2 separate regions of the Mus musculus genome follow, and region 1 is linked to region 2. The links are chromatin contacts, found by POLR2A ChIA-PET in ENCODE. All regions are on one chromosome and are shown on one strand. The core of a region is the stretch at or near the end of the contact, and the rest is flanking DNA. Distances in the headings are between cores, read along the strand shown. Region 1 holds the start of Dcaf11 (DDB1 and CUL4 associated factor 11). Region 2 holds the start of Nedd8 (neural precursor cell expressed, developmentally down-regulated gene 8).

What was found. ChIA-PET counts read pairs that join two places held with the same protein, here RNA polymerase II (POLR2A).
Region 1: POLR2A ChIA-PET joins it to region 2 with 30 read pairs in embryonic stem cell. The contact joins the promoter of Dcaf11 here to the promoter of Nedd8 in region 2. POLR2A ChIA-PET finds 5 or more read pairs at or near these places in 3 of 5 experiments (Patski and embryonic stem cell).

What each region holds. Positions count from the first base shown.
Region 1 is chr14:55,558,059-55,563,365 of GRCm38, forward strand. Dcaf11 (DDB1 and CUL4 associated factor 11) reads left to right here and starts at 1,971. Exons shown (of 15, transcript NM_133734.3): 1 at 1,971-2,063; 2 at 3,152-3,384; 3 at 4,834-4,961. The coding sequence starts at 3,230.
Region 2 is chr14:55,670,547-55,675,953 of GRCm38, forward strand. Nedd8 (neural precursor cell expressed, developmentally down-regulated gene 8) reads right to left here and starts at 1,334. Exons shown (of 4, transcript NM_008683.4): 1 at 1,249-1,334. The coding sequence starts at 1,266. It overlaps Gmpr2 (guanosine monophosphate reductase 2), which reads left to right and starts at 1,689. Exons shown (of 10, transcript NM_177992.2): 1 at 1,689-1,838; 2 at 2,160-2,255; 3 at 2,404-2,523; 4 at 4,781-4,864; 5 at 5,013-5,186. The coding sequence starts at 2,169.

The DNA of each region.
Region 1 (5,307 bases), core at 721-3,220, 110 kb before region 2:
TTTTGAGGAAGACACCAGACATCCATTTCAAGCCTCTACATCAACTGATACACATGTTCACATGCACCAGAACACACCTGAACACACAAACACACTACACACACATGCATCCACACATATATAACGATAATAAGGAAAAAATTTTACAGGCCTCTTTTCTGGACCTAATCATAATGTTTTGTTCATGTTCCACCTTAGCTATCATCCATTTTGTTATTTAATCACATAATGAGCTTGGATTTTTCAAATTTGTATTTACTTCTTTGGGTGGGTGTGGGTGAGTAGGGAGGTATGCATGAGGAGTTCTGAGAACAATTTGTAGGAGTCCATTCTCTCTCAAGTCATAAGACTTAGTAGTAGCTGGGCATGGTGGCACACGCCTTTAATGCCGGCACTTGGGAGGCAGAGGCAGGTGGATTTCTGAGGTCGAGGCCAGCCTGGACTACAGAGTGAGTTCCAGGACAGCCAGGGATTTACAGAGAAACCCAGTCTCGAAAAACAAACAAACAAACAAAAACAAAAACCCCAGACTTCCTAGTAAGCACCATTACCTAGCAAACACCCTTACCTGCTGAAGCATCTCACTATCTCACTGGCCCAAACTTGGTTATTTTTTTTAAAAGATTTATTTATTATTATATCTAAGTACACTGTAGCTGTCTTCAGATGCACCAGAAGAGGGCGTCAGATCTCATTACAGATGGTTGTGAGCCTCCATGTGGTTGCTGGGATTTGAACTCAGGACCTTCAGCAGAGCAGTCGGTGCTCTTAACCACTGAGCCATCTCTCCAGCCCTCGGTTATTTTTATTTTATGAAGAACTGCAGCAACATTGGGTTTTTGTTGTTGTTTGGTGTGTATGTGTGTGTGTGTGTGTGTGTTCAATGTATACACTGAACCCAGTATATACAGAATGCCAAGCAAGCACTCTCCCATAGAGACATATTCCTAACCCACTAAAAAATTCATTTCAGTGGCTACCAGGTATTTTTATAACTGTACAAAACTGACCATAATTTATTTAACCAACCTCTTATTGTATATTTGGATTTCTTTTATTTCCAGTATCCCACTATTATCAGTGATTGTTAAGCAGAACATACATTTTTATGTAGGTCCAAGTTTGATTACAGATAGCAGTATCACTAGGTCACAGTTTAGGGCTATGAGGGCTGGCTAGGACTGGTTAAAAAGATAAAGCATCTCTCAGATTAGACATTCTGAAAGGGTGTACCAGTAGAAATAAGGCACTTCTAGGCACATTTGATTGGCAGACAAAATTTTCGAATGAAGTAAAAAGACAATCAGGTTGGGAAGTCTGTATTTGAAGTAATAAAAAAACGAAAAAACAGTCAGCTCTTAAGAACGAAATACTTTTAAGAGTAGACTTGAGCAGATCAAGGAGTGGAAGAAGTCTGAAATGTGGAAAAACAGCCACTGTGAAAATAACCTCAAGTAATCAGTTAAAAAATATCTACAGAACTTGTAAGAACTAGAAGAGTAATAAGGAAGGAAAAATACTAAAATTATTACAGACTTTCCAGGCCAAATAACCCAAATACCTAGGAATCCTGAAAGTTCCGTGTATGTTTGAAATACCTGTCCACATAATTAATGGAGACCAGCCAAAGAACAAAATGCTGGGCGCTTGTTTACAGTTAAGAATTTTAAGGCAGTGACAACCTGCGTGGATCGGGAGAAAATGTTGGGGTCTCCGGCCTAGAGACCAGGAAACCTGACACAGAACCTGTCACATGCTCGCCCCGGGAGCTGAGGTGTCCTCGCGATGGCCCACCTCTGGGCCAAGGCCGACATCGCCCGCCTCTCTGGCCTAGGAAACCATCCCAGACAAGGTAGGGTTGGCCTTGGACTCACCCTAGTTACTCATAAACCAACGGGAGGTGGCGAGCGACAGAAGCCTAGGGACGGTCGGCAAAGCCCAGACCCAAGGGGCGCGTGCGCACTAAGGCAACCGGAAAGGCTCCGGGGACGGCCGCGGCACTTAGGGAGCGTATGCAAAGACCAAGAAAGGAAGCCAGGGGTCGTCAGACAAGACCCCCGCTGGTAAGCGTGTACACAGCAGGGTGGAGAGGCCCAGGTCCCACCAGTGAGGACTGCTTTCGACAGGCCGCTAGCGCTACAGCCAGGGGAAAACGGTTGAACTGGGGTTGCTGGGAGCTGAGGGAATAGGAGCGATTGGGCACGCAGTAAAAAACAAACAAACAAACAAACCACTCGAGGCCAAGCGACCTTAAGGGACCACCTCGCAGACTTGATGTCTAGTTCCGCTACGTCTAATGCAGGTCGCAGCCAATTCCAGTCCGCTACGACTAAACGCCCCTCTTGGGTTGAGCAAGTTCCCCAGCCCACCTATCAATCACAGGTCTCAGCTATCCAATCAGAGGGCCGAGGGGGAGGGACTGCTTGGAGCGTCGAGTGACGTCAGCAGGCCTGGCCGCCAGAAGCGTGACGGACGAGGCTCGCGACTGAGGAGCTGTTAGCCGGCGCCGCAGCGATAGTCGCTGTAAACAGGGCCTCGCCCCTGCGGGTCCTGCGACAGCTCCTGGCTGGTGGGTGGTCTCGCGTGGGGCGGTAACCGCCAGACGCCGGGGGGAGGTGCTTCTCCATTTTCCCTCCCCCTGTTGTACACACCCCCGGCGCACCACGTGGGCGTGAAGCTAAACTGGAGGGGGTGTTAGGCTGACTTCTAACCTCATTGGCTGTTGATGCTGCCGGCCCGTGCAAGAAATTGCTCTGATTGGTCAGTAGAGGGAGGCGTGGGGGGGGTCTGAGTTCTAACGCCTCTGGTTGGTTGTGTGAGATAAGCTAGTGAAATGCGTTCTTCCGCAAGGGGTTTTGATTGGTCAGTCGGAGAGGTTATCTGGGATTCAGCCATCCCGGGCCGGGGACTTTGATAGGTGAGTTTGGTTAGGAAAATGGGAAATTCCTCTTCGTGGACTCTGATTAGTACGGTAGGGTTGCACCCTAGGTTTCATATGGCTTTCTTTGCTTCACAGGATTGAGAAAGGTTTATGTTCCCGATACCCTGGGAGCTGTCATAGCTAAAGAGAAGGAAATCTCAGTCTCCTGGAGGGGTCACCCCTCTAAAGATAGCTTCTGCCCCGTTTCTGGAAACCCTGGTATTTCTACAGCAGGCTTTGCTTTCACCAAACCCAAGTTGGAGACAGGAGCAGCCCCTGCGCAAGACATAAGGATGCTGTAACCAGAAGATGGGATCACGGAACAGCAGCAGCGCCGGATCCGGGTCCTTAGAACCCTCTGAGGGCTTGTCCCGAAGAGGGACTGGCCTGCGTCGTAGTGAGGAAGAGGAAGAAGAGGATGAAGATGTGGATCTGGCCCAGGTACTGGCCTATCTCCTCCGCAGGTAACTTACCCTCTGCTGTGACACTAAGTGTCACAATGTCTTGACCTCAACTTCAGGCAGGAAAAGTGCAGAGGATAGGGAATGGCATTGTCCCAGGACAATGGTTGTGTTTGAACAGAACGACCTTTCCCTGCTGGATGTCCATACACTCTGCGTGGCTCCCTACCCAAAATGGTTCTTACAACTCTCATAGTTGAGGAGCTCCTAAGGGAAGCCTTTTCAGCTGTGACAACACAAATGTCATCAGTTTTCCAAGAAAATAAAACGAGAGAAGGGAGAGGGATTATGGAGGAAAGGAGAGATGTGAAAAGAGTTGGGAAGGGGGTGCTAAGTCACTTGCCATGTGAGATGAAGCCATGTGGATTTACTTGAAAAACAAGTTTACATCGGCCTTACTAGCCCTGCTCTTAAGAAAAGAATGCCCTCAAGGGGGTGACCACCAGGAACTAAGAACGTTTTGTTTGCTTGCCTACGGTTCCTTGGGAAAAGATGAACCTAGTATCCCTGCAGACCCTGTGTTCTGTGTTGCGTTCCTACACCGACGGCTGTGAGGGTTGTTGTTGTTGTCAGCTGGACAGAGTCTGAAATCACCTGGGGGACACGGCACACCTGGGCGGGATGGATTATTTAGCCTCTCTGGGCAGGCCTGGAAGGGATTATGGCGATTGGGTTCATTGGAGCAGGAAGACCCACTCTGAGCGTGGGTGGTGCCATTCCCATGTGGGTCCTAGACTGTATAAAAAGGAGAAAGCTAGCTAAACCCAACCATTCATCCCGCCTTCTTCCTGACTATGAGTGCTGTGTTACCAGCTGTTCCTGGCCCTGCTACTTTGATGGCCCCGCTATGACAGACTCTGCCCTTGAGCCATGAACCAGAATATACCTTCTCTCACTTAAGGTGCCTTTGTTGGGGTATAGAAGGAAAAGTGGAAGTGCTCTCCTAATTCTTAGCTCTTGAATTCAGGATATAGCTTTGTGGTAGAAGCTTACCCAGCATGCACTGAGCCCCTGGGTTCAGTCCTTAGCCCTGGGGGAAAATTATATTTAGCCCTGAGAGAAATCAATTTAGTAGGTCAGTCTTCATAACCTGTTAGAACTCTGTGTTCTTACTCTTAAGAGTTAAAGCTGGTTTCCTGCTGTGTCTTTTTTGTGTGTTTGGGGTTGGTTGGTTTGTTTATTTTATTTTTGAGTCAGAGTTTCTCTGTGTAGCCCTGGCTGCTCTGGAACTCACTCTGTAGACCTGGCTGGCCTTGAACTCACAGAGATCCACCTGCCCCTGCCTCCCAAGCGCTGGGATTAAAGGCATGCGCCACCACTGCCTGGCCCTACTATGACTTGTAGGAGACTTAAAATCCAATTTCAAAAGGAGAACCAACTGACTAAGAGCCAGATAGCCATTGGTTAGATGGGAGAAGGAATCCCTCCTTTATAATGGGGATCTCTCCGCAGAGGCCAAGTGAGACTGGTGCAAGGAAGAGGTGCAGCAAATTTACAGCTCATCCAGGCCCTCTCGGACTCAGAGGAAGAGCATGACAGTGCCTGGGATGGTCGCCTTGGAGATCGATATAACCCACCCGGTAAGAGGAGAGGCCATCTAAGGTTTTTGGCTTTATGTTTTGTTTCTAAGACAGGGTCTCTCTATCTGGCAGTTCTAGAAATCTCAATGTAAACCAGATCTGCCTTCTGCCTCCCGGGTGCTAGGATGAAAGCTATGCATAACTGACAATCTAATCTTAATGTTGGAAGATGTTCACTAGCCCTTTCTACCATTGAATGAGTCAGTCTTCTGAAACTTAGGAGGTTAAATGGAAAGGAGAGAATTCAGGAGATGAGGAAATCCTTGGAGCCAACCACATCGAGTGGGCTCAGTTTTACTATCTCGTGTCTGGGCTGGAAGCCCTAGAACAAAACTTTTTTTGGTAC
Region 2 (5,407 bases), core at 84-2,583:
CTACAGAGGCTGGTTCAAAATCCCAAGTAATCCTCCACCTCCACCACCACCGCCATCATAGATCCACTGAACAGGGAGGGACTATCATTCTTATGATCCATTAAGTCTGAGCCTACCCAAAACACAGTGTTGTATATATTAAAAACAAAGAATAAAATGGTGTTTAAAACTCAAAGACCTGCTGGGCAGTGGTGGCGCACGCCTTTAATCCCAGCACTTGGGATGCAGAGGCAGGCGGATTTCTGAGTCCGAGGCCAGCCTGGTCTACAGAGTGAGTTTCTGGACATCCAGGGCTGCACTGAAAAACCCTGTCTCCAAAAACAAAACAAAACAAACAAAAAGAGTCAAAGACCTATTGCTAATTCATAGATTACCCATGTCTGAAAAACAGTAATCATCAACTTGCCCTCTGACTTCAATCTTTAATTAAAGTTTTTTTTGGAAGGAATGTAGAAAAAAAGGCTAATAGTTGACGTGTCCAGTAACTGAAGATAGACTGAACACAGCAATGAAAAGGTCAGATTAATGCCAGGCCTCCTCATTATTATCATTTTTGTGTCTCTGTCTAAATGTACAGCAGAATGGCCTGATGGGTTTAAAACTGAACATCTACGGGAGTTGAAGACAGAGTACCAAGAACCAACGCATCGATAAGTAGCCTAAATTAGCCAAAGAAATGAGGCTAGTTCTTAATGTCCAGTTCCGACAGAAGGTGCCTAGTACCACTCCGAGCTTAGCTACTGTAAGACGGGTGAGACACTAACCTTGGCTCGTAGTCTAGCTACTGAAAGGCCCTCACTTTCATCAGACTCTAATCAGTGCTGTGCTCTGGAGGGAGCCTGTGTTAGGGCCTGAGAGAAGTATACAATCTAGGCATGAAGAACAGGGGACAAAGCTTTCCCAAAAAATTCTGGAGTGAGGAGCCAAGCTGCTGCCAGGCCTTCTCTATGACTGCAAGGGCTTGAATACAGTGAGACCAGGACAAACGCTGCCTCCTTCTGGGTCTGAATACAGACTGGCAAGAAAGTAGGACAGGCTTCCTTGTAAGACCCGAAGTCTTCAGGCTGGATCGGCCTCCAGAGCTCAAAGCCTCCCGGGGTCCCCCTAGTTCCCATCAAGCCTCGCGCAGGGCCCCGAGGGTGTCAGCCCTCCAAGTTCAGGAAAGGCATGGTTTTCCTTCCCGCCTCTCCCTTAAGGCGCAGCGGCCAACCCTGCACCGAGTCTTGGAAAGTCTGGAAACGCTCCCACCTTCACTTTAATTAGCATCTTCTTCCCAGGTTGGGGTTGCAGGCGGCTAGAGTGCTGCTTCTCCCGCTGTGGTCGCTGCTGCCGCTGCCGCTTCCCAGCACTCCACGGCAAGGAACACTTCTGCTTCCGGGTCACTCTCTGGACCCACCCTCTCCTCTTTCCACCGGGTTCCCGAAACGCTCAGGAGTGCCCTCGTGTTCTGTGTCAGTGGGGTTGTAAAGAGAAAGGCAAGTCGGCTAGGAACAGCCAGACGGCGCCCTGAGACCCCGCGCGTGGCCACCGAACTGGTGTTAGCGGCGAGCTGGAACGGAACAAACTACTTGTCCCATCATGCCTGGAGGCAGCTCTGTCCTTTGCATCCTAGGAGTTGTAGTTCTTCTGCCGCTCGCACTCAACGGCAGCTTGAGTGTGTGGACTCTGTTACCCAGAAGGCCTTGCACAGCGCCCGAAGCTAGAATTCCTTGGGTAGTCGAGTTTGCAATTAGCGGAACTCGTTCGAGTGGCCCTGAAGGCTCATCGAGGCTGCACGCGGCTAGTTGCTAAGCAAAAGAATCTTTGGTCAACTGCCACCTGAGTCAAAGCAACAGGAAGTGAGTACCGCTATGCCGGAAGCTGGTTAAAATCTCTTTTCTCATCCCTAAGTTAGCTTCTTACTCTAAGTTGCCCTTTGCAGGGGCGAAAAAAGGGAGAGTAACTAGGTAAGGAAGCACCTTCAGGAACCATAATCTCTTCCCAATTCTCCCTAAAAATCATACCTGGGATTGAAGCATTAGGATAATCCAGACACTGGATGGTCCCAGGGAGACTTGAAGAACCACACCCTGATCTGACTTTACACAGTTTAAGCGTGAGAGGCGAACTTTGTTACTTCCCAGTCTTACAGCCTCATTTTTTTTTAAATCTAACTCCAGCTTTGCATCATGCCTCATATTGATAATGATGTGAAACTTGACTTCAAGGATGTCCTGTTGAGGCCCAAACGCAGCACTCTTAAGTCTCGAAGTGAGGTGAGCCAGTTGTCTTCCTTGGTTTTTATTTATTTATTTATTTTTACCTCAAGCTTCTAATGGACCAGGTCCAAGAAAGCTGTCAGGTTCGAGAACGATACATATTTTCTGAATGAATGAAATCTTAATGTCCTCTTAATGTCTGCAGGTAGAGCTCACAAGATCATTTTCGTTCCGGAACTCAAAGCAGATGTACAGTGGCATCCCTGTCATTGCTGCCAATATGGATACCGTGGGCACTTTTGAAATGGCTAGGGTTCTCTGTAAGGTGAGATTAACCTTATGCCCCCTACCAGATCTTCTCCCAGCTAGCGGCTACAGAGGAATTGCATCTGTATTCCCAGTCTCTGGCAATTAACAGAATGTTGTGTTTACTATTTTTTTTTCCATTACTAAGAACCATTTGATCAGTTCAAAGATCTGTCTGAACTAGTGAGATTCAAATTTAGATCTGTTTCATCTTTTTTATTATAATCTCCCATAAATTATATACTTTACCAAATTCTTCCAGTGCCCACCCAGGTCAACCCAAGCACATGCATTTCTTCAGTCAGTCATTGTTTGAACATTAAGCAGTCACTGTTTAGTCCAGAAATTAAATACTGTTTTGAGTATTTAAAAATTTTCAACCTGGGATATTACAGAAAAAAGGAGTTTATTAGTTTTCTTGTATGCCTACTATTATTTTAATTTTTCACTTCTTTAAGGTTCTTTTAGGTTCCTGGGAGTTTCTGAGATCTATCCCAAATGGAAGTTTTGTTCTTAAATACAGATTGTTCCCTTTGAAAATGGAAGACACTGCTCCTGACAGTAATATCACTTGCCTCTATGCATGTAGTTGAGAAGGTAGATAGTTGCCTGGGCACTTTTGAGAACATAATGTGCTTTGCTGATTAATCCTAGTATCCCTAGTTGGTGGGTTCTGTTTCTGTTTGTGGCTGTTGGCCTTAAAGACCTGGGTTTTTGTTTGTTTGTTTTTCTGTTTTTGTAGAATGTTTGTTGTGCTTTCTCTGAGATTGATAATTATGGAGTTTTATTACTTTATTCCTGTTACCATTTACTAATTCTTCAGGGTTTTGGCTATTATCTTGTCTGTCTTCTCTGACAGGTGGATTTGGGGAATTGGCAAATCTGTTAAAAAGGCATGCTATAATTCATGAACCTTACTGGGAAATGGATTTCAATACTGTGGACAAGTACTACAGAAACCAAATTTTAGAAATATAGCCAAGTCTCAATAATGATTAAAAAAATAAATTAGATACCAAAAAAAAAAAAAAAAGTGTTTCTTGGGGTTTGTATGGATTAGGTGAACTTAGCACAGCAACATATCTCTAAGACCTGCTGACCACCATAGCTTTTATGAACTTGTTGACAGTTGATTTTTACAGAGAAAGCAGAATACCAGCTTTTATGCATAGAACTCCCTGTGGCTGGCTGATACATGACTTCCTTGTGTTTCTTCTCACTTGTAAAATCTGTGCTGTTTCAACCACCTGTTGACTCTTGGGGTTGCACATATAGAAAGCAAAAACGCCAGCATTCTCAGTACCTTCCTCAGAATATTGAGATATTTGCAATTTCAGGAGTCAGAAGTTTTATTTATTTAGTTAAGACGGAGTTTCTCTGTATAACCTTGGCTGTCCTGGAACTTTGCTTTGTAGATCAGGCTCTCTTTGCCTCTGCCTCCTAAGTGCTGAGACTAAAGGTGTGGGCCACCACTGCCAGAGAATCAGTCTTTTTAAATTTGCCTAGGAGATAACATTGATATTTGCATGTTTATGTCCCTAACATGGAAAATCTGTTCTTTTCCAGCAGAAAAAGAGAATGGTTGCAATAGTATTTTGTTGCTCCGCTAGTCTTAAGCTTTTTTTTTTTTTTTTTTTTAAGATTTATTTATTTATTATATGTAAGTACACTGTAGCTGTCTTCAGACACTCCAGAAGAGGGCATCAGATTTCGTTACGGATGGTTGTGAGTCACCATGTGGTTGCTGGGATCTGAACTCCGGACCTTCGGAAGAGCAGTCAGCGCTCTTAACCACTGAGCCATCTCGCCAGCCTTAGTCTTAAGCTTTTAACTGTGTGTGTGACTTGTTGGATTACTGCCAGCCAGGAAATCAAAAGAGAGAAAAACAGATTGAGAACTGGATCCTCTTGGAGCTGAGTGAAGACAAACTCCCTCTCCATTTATCCTCTTTAGTTCCCTCTCCATTTATCCTCCTTAGTTCTTCCAGCCCTGTTACTTGTTTTACGGTATCAAGAGCATGTCCCTACCACTTTTAAGGTCATGAACAATAAATGTGCTAGAAGGTGAAATCCAACCTGGGCCACAGTACTTTGGTAGGAATACCAGACAAGTGCTAATGAGAGTAAAGGCTGTACTGGGATTGTAGGACTAACAGTGGTCGGAGTCAGCTCAACCATGAACTTCCTTATACTGTTCTTCTTTCCAGGCAGTACAAAGCTATATCTCGATAGCCTAATAAAGTCTCTGCCCTTTTAATGGTTCTTTTTTCTCTTCAGTTCTCCCTGTTCACTGCCATCCATAAGCACTACAGCATCCATCAGTGGCAAGAGTTTGCTAGCCAGAATCCTGACTGTCTTGAGGTAACCCTGGGCCTACCCTGCTCATTAGTTTTCCAGGAATCCTTTTTTTTTTGGGGGGGGGGGCTCTTGGAATTCAACCTTCCCTATTGGCCACTTACTACCTCATTTCTGATGCAATGCCGCGGGTTGTCTGATGCTTTCTCCACAGTGTCTAGCTGCCAGCTCAGGCTCAGGCTCTGCTGACTTTGAGCAGCTGGAACAGATCCTGGAAGCTATTCCCCAAGTCAAATATATATGCCTGGATGTGGCTAACGGCTACTCTGAACATTTTGTTGAATTTGTAAAGGATGTACGGAAGCGATTCCCCCAACACACCATCATGGTAAGTTTCTACATTTTGCTTTGTTGAGACAAGGCTTCTGTATCTCTAGCTGCCTTGAATCTAACTCTATAGACCAGTCTGATCTCAAACTCAGAGACCTGCCTGCCTCTGGAGCTGGGATTAAGGGATGCACCACCACACTCTATTATCATTACTTTTGTCTCCTCTTTCCTGACGTTTCATGTTGTTATATCAGTACTTGGTCTCTGCTGCATCATGAT